3 separate regions of the Mus musculus genome follow, and regions 1 and 2 are each linked to region 3. Evidence: chromatin loops called from intact Hi-C (ENCODE). Cell type or tissue: left cerebral cortex. All regions are shown on one strand.

What was found. Peaks named below come from ENCODE experiments on the same cell type or tissue, not always from the same donor. Only the 100,000 strongest peaks of a DNase experiment are listed, where the experiment ranks them.
Region 1: it touches region 3 in a loop (2.4-fold over the local background); 7 of 42 quality-filtered maps call a loop at or near these places.
Region 2: a loop joins it to region 3, with 2.1 times the contacts of the local background. A loop is called at or near these places in 5 of 42 quality-filtered maps.

The regions. Positions count from the first base shown.
Region 1 is chr5:122,175,215-122,177,714 of GRCm38, forward strand. It overlaps Ppp1cc (protein phosphatase 1 catalytic subunit gamma), which reads left to right. Exons shown (of 7, transcript NM_013636.4): 7 at 1-59. Among named protein-coding and RNA genes, the nearest start is that of Ppp1cc, 18 kb to the left of the region's middle. In left cerebral cortex, a CTCF peak has its summit at 1,459 (motif pointing left); a DNase peak (open chromatin) is centred at 1,387.
Region 2 is chr5:122,163,174-122,165,673 of GRCm38, forward strand. All of the region lies in intron 1 of Ppp1cc (protein phosphatase 1 catalytic subunit gamma), which reads left to right. Among named protein-coding and RNA genes, the nearest start is that of Ppp1cc, 6.1 kb to the left of the region's middle. In left cerebral cortex, CTCF peaks have their summits at 1,120 and 2,192; DNase peaks (open chromatin) are centred at 157, 291, 1,040 and 2,206; H3K4me3 peaks cover 419 bases; H3K27ac peaks cover 2,500 bases.
Region 3 is chr5:122,234,139-122,236,638 of GRCm38, forward strand. The region is part of intron 4 of Hvcn1 (hydrogen voltage-gated channel 1); the gene reads left to right. Among named protein-coding and RNA genes, the nearest start is that of Hvcn1, 26 kb to the left of the region's middle. In left cerebral cortex, a CTCF peak has its summit at 1,506; a DNase peak (open chromatin) is centred at 1,070; H3K27ac peaks cover 513 bases.

The DNA of each region.
Region 1 (2,500 bases), 59 kb before region 3:
GTACAATGCCATGTGCTGAGAATGGTTTCAGACTTATTAAATGCAAGCTTGTTAACTTGTTCGTGTCTTTCTGTCAGCAGCGGCCCCACGAATCCTTTCCTGTCTTTCCATATGCAGTCCTTTTGGGAGGGGCCTGGGTCTTGGCTAAGTAGCCTGGCAGGAGGGAGGGGCTGGCTTCCTTGGAGCCCTGCCTGTAGCCTTAGTTTCTTGCTGCCTTGGTCTATTAAAGCTGCTGGTGCATTGAGAGGAAGCCAGGTAGCCCTGGTTCCTGGGGAGTGTCTTGGCCTCAGACCCTGTGTGTGGTGGTGGAGGGCAGGCCTAGATGGTGTCTGGCCTGACTGCTGGCCAGTGGGTCCTAAGGGTCAGCCAAGTACTCCCCTGGGCACTCCCACATCCCAGCCTGCTTCCTTCAGCTTGAACCTAATGGTCGGAATCTGAGCCATTGATTAGGTCAGAGGCTGTTGAAGGGCATCAGCCCTAGAGGTGGTTTGCTTTCTGTCATGGGGCCCTGAGCAGAGAAAACGTGAAGTTGATACAAGAGACACTTTAAGCCTTTCACTGTTTACCAAAGGCTTCCTCCTCTGTCTGCATGCACCCTTGTAACTTGTAACCTAGGGAGTGCCTCGTTTCTCTCAGGTTCTGGCTCGCTAGCTGGGTGAATGGCAGAGCCACAGCAAGTCCCAGTTAGGAGTGTATGGGGCGTCTCTGCTGAGTTACACCAGCCTGTGCTCCTCTGAGCTCATCATCTGAGCAAGTCTTCCTGACACCAACATAAAAAGACACAGAGGAGCCAGGCGTGGTGGCGCACGTCTTTAATCCCAGCACTCGGGAGGCAGAGGCAGGCGGCTTTCTGAGTTCCAGGACAGCCAGGGCAACACAGAAAAACCCTGTCTCCAAAAAACAAAAAACCAAAAAAAAAAAAAAAAAAAAAAAAACCAAACCAAACCACAGAGGGAGGACACGGTGCTTCCTGGTATTAGAAGTAATGAGTGTCAAAACTTGTAGAAACTGGTGTGAGACAGTCCACCATTCTGTTCATATTCACAGTAAACATGTGAATGAATGTACCATACATGTATAGCCCCCCGCCCCCCCCCCCAAAAAAAAAAACAGCACACACCTATGTAACAGGTGAAACTGGGGGCCAAGGGACAAGTGCTAATCCAGGAAGAAAGGGTGTCCTGGTTGGGGCCAGCCCAGGTGGCTGAAAGAAGTCCATCTGTCATCTGATACTTGGTGGTGGATAAGGACAAGCTGAGAATCATTGGCATTGTTGGGTTAGCTTGGGAGACATGGGAGGGGGTGGACTGTAGAGTCCGTGTGGGATGGATTGGAAGGAAGAAGGCAGAGGCCAGGCTTCTGAAGACATGTCTGGGGAATGGAAAGTGAGGAGCACAGGGCAGTTAGGCCCACTGCAGGGTGGGGTGCACAGCTCCCTGTAGCTCAGGCTCCAAGGGTCCAGTGCCCTCTTGTGGCCTTTGGGGTTCTACACACAGGAACATTGAAAAAAATTTTTTTTTCTTTTTTGGTTTTTCTTTTTTTCTTTTTTTGAGACAGGGTTTCTCTGTATAGCCCTGGCTGTCCTGGAACTCACTTTGTAGACCAGGCTAACCTCGAACTCAGAAATCTGCCTGCCTCTGCCTCCCGAGTGCTGGGATTAAAGGCGTGCGCCACCAAGCCTGGCTCAACATTTTTAAATTTTTAATCAAAAGAAAAGGCTCGGGGCTGGTGAGATGGCTCAGTGGATAAGAGCACCCGACTGCTCTTCCGAAGGTCCAGAGTTCAAATCCCAGCAACCACATGGTGGCTCACAACCATCTGTAACAAGATCTGACGCCCTCTTCTGGAGTGTCTGAAGACAGCTACAGTGTACTTACATATAATAAATAAATAAATCTTAAAAAAAAAAAAAAAGAAAAAAGGCTCGGTTTGAGATGCTGGTGGCCTTGAATCAGAAAATAGTTGAAATTCATTTTTTAAAAAAGATTTATTTATTATTATATCTAAGTACACTGTAGCTGTCTTTAGACACACCAGAAGAGGGTGTCAGCTCTCATGATTGGATGGTTGTGAGCCACTATGTGGTTCCTGGGATTTGAACTCAGAACCTTTGGAAGAGCAGTCGGTGTTCTTAATCACTGAGCCATCTCTCCAGCCCTGAAATTAATTTTTTACCCACTTGGTGACCTAGAGGAACTTAGCTGAGCTCAGTTCTGCTTACCAGATGTGCAGTCTTGGTGCATACCAGCCTAGCTTCCTGCCCCGGGCCCACAGAACAGCTAGAATATTCCCTGGCAGGATTAACTCAAGACTGCTCACAAGGCCACACATACCGTGCACTCTGGCAGCATCATCCAGAGAGAAACCGAAGACTCCTGGTCCAAGCCAGTGGGGTTGCTTTATAGAAAACGAGACACAGCACAGGTCATTTCCCACTAGTTCCCAGGAAGGACCTCCCAGGCTGCCACCTCTGCCCAAAGCTGAACTGAAAAGAATCCAT
Region 2 (2,500 bases), 71 kb before region 3:
GATGTTTCCCACCTCTGTGTCAGGGTTGCTGACATCCTTGTTTTTGAAGGGTGTATTTTAGGACTTACAGGAAGTAGAAGCTCATGGGGTCCAATGTGCAAGGCACTGATGCTGAGATGCGGCATTCAGCTGTGGAAAGATTCTCAGGCTGCCCTCCAACTTCCTTCACAGCTGAGATGACCTTGAACTCTGCTGATCCTCCTGCCTCCCGGTGAAATACAGTGTTCAAATGGCTTAGTGTTCATTATAGAAAACAAGATACGTCCTTGGGACGTTTTTTGGTTGGAGCTTTTTTAGCCACATCCTGGTTGCCCACGTAGAGGAGATCAGTGTTGTCATGCATGACAGCAGCAGTGCCCCAGCGAGGTGGGAGGGTAGTGGGAGACAGTGGGGAGAGCCATGCACTTTTGCTGTTGGGGGGAAAAAGGAGTTGTTGAGGAGTTTCTTTAGCTTGCATGTTTTGTAGAAAATAATTCAGTTTGCAAGAAAGTGTTCAGTGTGGCGAGTACTAAGTTTGTTTGGTTTGAGATCTTTTTCTACATGTTTTTAAAATACCTTGAAGGTAGTCTTTCACCAAGGAATGACTTAAATTTGTTTTTTATTTGTTGAAAAAAAAGGTCTCATCACTATGTAGATCAGGCTGGCCTTGGACTCAGATCTGCCTACCTGGGGCTAGATGTATGCTTGGCCTTGGCAGTGGCTGCTTAGGTAAGGTTGTGGTCAGACAGCAAGGGCTGCTGACTCGCCCCTTCTGTGCAGCTCTTAGCTCCAAATCACATTGTAATTCATCTAGGGCTTTGTCCTGTCCTTTTATTACTTATTTTTTAATTGAGATGGAGTTTCCTGTGCCTCGGCTGGCCAGGAGGGTCTGTGTAGATGAGGACCTTGAACTCCCGATCCTCTTGGTACACAGCCCAGTTTTAATGCTGGGGCAGAACCCCAGGGCTTGGTGCATTACGAGCCTTGAGGGTGCTACCAACCCTGTGGAGGCTTTTCTATCCCTCAGTACATCTCCTTGGCTTCCTTCTGTCATGCTGTCTTGCTTGTTGCTAGACTGTGGAAAGTTACTGCTGCCTAGAGAGGTGCTAGGGCTGCAGACTACCAGCAGCAGCAGTAGACTACCAGCAGCAGCAGTAACCTGATTAAGCTCAGGGTTTATGAACTTTGGGGTTTGTTGTCAGTGAGATTTTTAGTGAAATTTCTCTGTGTGCTGATGTTAGTGATGTTCCAGGTAAGTGCAGTATCTACAGAACAGCCTTTGTTGTTAGCTGCCAGCCGACCTAAATAAATGTCCCTTTTCTAGGTACACACAAGAGCCTCATTGGGAACAGCAGGCTGACCCAGCAATAGTAAGAGCCAGAGAATAAGGTTAGATGGACAGGTCCTGGGTGTTAATTGTGGGAAAGTCATATTGCTTGATACTGAGAGCTAAAGTAGATCTTGCCAATTTGGCAGCTTTAAGACATACCCAATGCTCACTGGCAAAAAAGGCTTGTAGTCCTATGCTTATTTTGACAACCACTCCCCCCCTCCCCCCCCCAATGCCCTACCCCTGACTTTTGAATCAAGGTTTTCTTGGGGCTGGTTGGCAACCAGGTGTTGCCAGCCATTCAGGAAGTATAATGTATTCTTGGGGAAGGGGACAGCCTCAGTTGAAGAGAGGTCTGGGAAGTCCTGAAGGGTGAGAAGTTGTTGCCAGCTGTGGAATGTGCTATGTCAGTGAATGCTACATAGACAGGGTGTTGTTAGCTAGAGAAGAGGGGTGAAGCTGCAGGAGGATCATAAATTTCAGGGTTAGACTGGGCTACATAATGAGACTTGGTGTCAAACAGTTGGTTGTGGTGACATACAGCTTTAATCCTATTATCGAAGTGGCAGGCAGATCCCTGAGTTGAAGACCGGCCAGGGCTACATAGGAAGACCTTGTTTCAAAAATCTTTTAAAAAAATTGCACTCAAACTGTCTAAAAATGGCAGTGGATGTTTTCAGAATCAAGGAATATTAGCAACACCCAGCTAGCTCTCTGCAGTAGAACCCTGTATGTATGTAACAAAGCAAGCCTGTGGGCTGTACCAGGAGAAGCCAGATACGAAGATTATCACCAAAGACACAAGAGTGGGCCACTCGTGCACAAATGCAGAGCTCTCCTGAAGAAAATTCCTGTTGAGACCAGAAGCTTCCAGGAGTTCCCTTCTAACCAAAAATAAGCCTCCTGCTGGGCGGCATGCCCAGGTTTTTGGCCGGTGAGGCAGGAATCCTCCTGTCTCTCCTCCGAGTGCTGCTTGTCTTGTCTGGCTCCAGTGGCAAAGGAAAGCCTTTGTTGCTTAGCTGCTGTCCTGCCTTCCCTCAAAGACTCACTGCAGGGCTACCTCCATCTCAGAATTGGCCATGCCTGCTTAGCCTAGGCTGCATAGCCCCAGAGGGGACTGATGAGAGGCTCGGTGGATAAAGTGTGCTGCATAAGCCTGACATCTGAGTTTAATTCCTGGAACCAGCAAAT
Region 3 (2,500 bases):
GGACCCACTGCTGAGGATCTTTATGGCAACCTATGAACGGTTATTTTATGCTAGTTACTTTCATTGTGGCCAGTGTGTATGCTCAGAGTACTACGAGAGAAGCATTCATTCCAGAGTGCCTACTCCTGGACAAGCATGAGGGTCCCTGCTTTGCAACCTCATCACCATGCTTGGCCCTCAGAGCAGAGAGCATGTGGGGCTGTGGGGCTGGGGAGGCTGGGGAGGCTGGGGAGGCTAGGGAGGCTGGGGAGGCTTGGGAGGTGGTTACAGGGATGGGGGGGTGGTGGGAGAGGGGAGCACTTGTTGTACAAGCATGAGGGCCTGAATTCGAGTCCCCAGTGCCCAGGGAAAATGTCAGATGTGGCAGTACGTGCCAGCAATCACAGCATTGGGAGGTAGACAAGAGGTTCCTTGGGACTCACTGGCCAGTGGGGGAGACCCAGGTTCCATGAGAGAGTCTAACACAATGCTACCCAGTCTCAAAGAGTGAAATGGATAGGGGAACTGTAGACACGAATGTGGATCTCTGATTTTTACATGTATGTAAATACACACACACACACACACACACACACACCTGACTCTCACTGTCACCACCTCTCTGCAGATGCTACCACAGGGGGAGAGAGAGGGGAACTTCCTGGCTGCAGAGAGAAACAAGCTGAGCTGAACTCTGCAAGCCATCTGTTCTACCATTGTGAAGGGCAATTTTTTTCAAAAAGATTTTTATATGTGTATACATGCATCATTTGTATGCTGGAGCCCTCGGAGGTCAGGGGTGTCTGATCTCCAGGAGCTAGAGATCTAGGTGGTTGTAAGTCACCAGATGGGGGTTTGAGGAACTGAGCCTAGGTCCTCTGCGGTGAACATTCTTAACCACGGAGCCAGCTCTCCGGCCCCACGAACAAGGGCAAGCTTCTGTCTCTGCTCTGAGGTGGCGAGCAGCTGTCTAGAAGCAGGGATGCCTCCAGGAGAATGCAAGAGACCAAAGAATAAATAGGGGCAGTCAGTTCCTGGTGAGTCCAGTAGCTCAGGGAGGCACTTTGGGGGTGCCACTCAGGGTATCATAGTCCAAGTCCCTTCTGGAAGCAGGAAGAGGCAGCCTCGGTCTCACCAAGAACACTGTTCTCAGGGAGAGAAAAAAAAATGTTTGTCTTTTCTCTCACTTAAAGTGAGCCAACAACCCAGCATCCCTTGCATCTTGCCGGCCCCTCTGCGGCTATGGCAGGAAACGTGGTATTATGTTGTTGGGGTTGAAATCCCAAACCTGCAATTTCAGAGCAGAGGGAGAGAGCCTGCTTCCTTCCAGCTGTAAAGGGAGCCCCAGCGCCCCCCGCCCCCTGCATGTCCCTGCCTCTGAAGGGACTCATCCCCACCACTCTGCCTGCCAGGCTTAGGTCTGACTCTCATAAAGGTATTTATTGTTTGAGGGGACAGTCTTCCACCTACTGTGGATGACAGACAAATGCCGCTTAGCCTGCTAGATGTCCCCTGCAGGCAGAAATTGGAGGTGGAGGTAGTCGTGGTGACTGTCATGTGACGCTCAAAGCTGAGCATAATAGGTCCTATGGGCAGAAAGGCATGTTTCAGGCAGGGGCCTGAGTTGGTCAAGGGCCTGGTATGGAAAGAGACTGTGGCCTGGGTAGGGGGTGGAGAAGGGGTACCAGGGTCCTGTGGAGAAAGCAGCAAGGTTGCTCACCAAGGCAGGGGCTGCCATGGACGGGCTGTGTGGGGGCCGCCATGGTCAGGTTGGTTGAAGATCTTGGATGGAAGCCCCGGATGGGATGGGAGGAAGGAGCGGGGGTTCAGGATCCTTGCTGTCTGCTGGTAGGATCTGCAGGACCTAGTGATGGTGTGTGCTGTCACTTGTCACAGGAGATGGCATAAGCAAGAGAAGATGTGGGTGAGCCAGGCTCTAGGGACAGCAGGCTTGAGATGGGTCTGGCGCTTTCATCTAGATCAAGGGGCCGCCAGAGCTTGAGCCCTCTGCTCACTTGCCCATTGCTGCTTCAGAGTCCAGCGTGTGGCCCGCTGAGGCTCCGGTCCCAGTGCAGGCTGATGGAACCCTGCAGTTGGCACCCCACAGGATGGGATGTGACCTTCCCTGCCACACAAAGCAGCCAGGTGGAGGGGCGTTCAGTTCATAGAGGCCAAGTGTCTTTTCTTGCTCTTTCTCACTTTTAACTTCAGGTGACAGACATGTGATATAAAATTAATCATTGGAAAGTAACTATTTCTGTGGCGTACAGTACCTGGGATACTGTCTGGCCCCCACTAGCCAGTTCCGAGTCTTCTTGTCCCTGTCCAGCCTGCCCCACCGGGACCCCAGGCTGCGCTGTACCTGGGGCTCACATGGGCACTCAGTGTTAACACTCACAGCTCATCCACACGGTGCACAGATCCATGCTTCATGCTGCTTGGTGACTGTGCTGTGAGCCTGCTCACAATATGGCTATGCTTTGGCTTTCGCTTATCATATGAATTTGCTGATTTCTTCTGG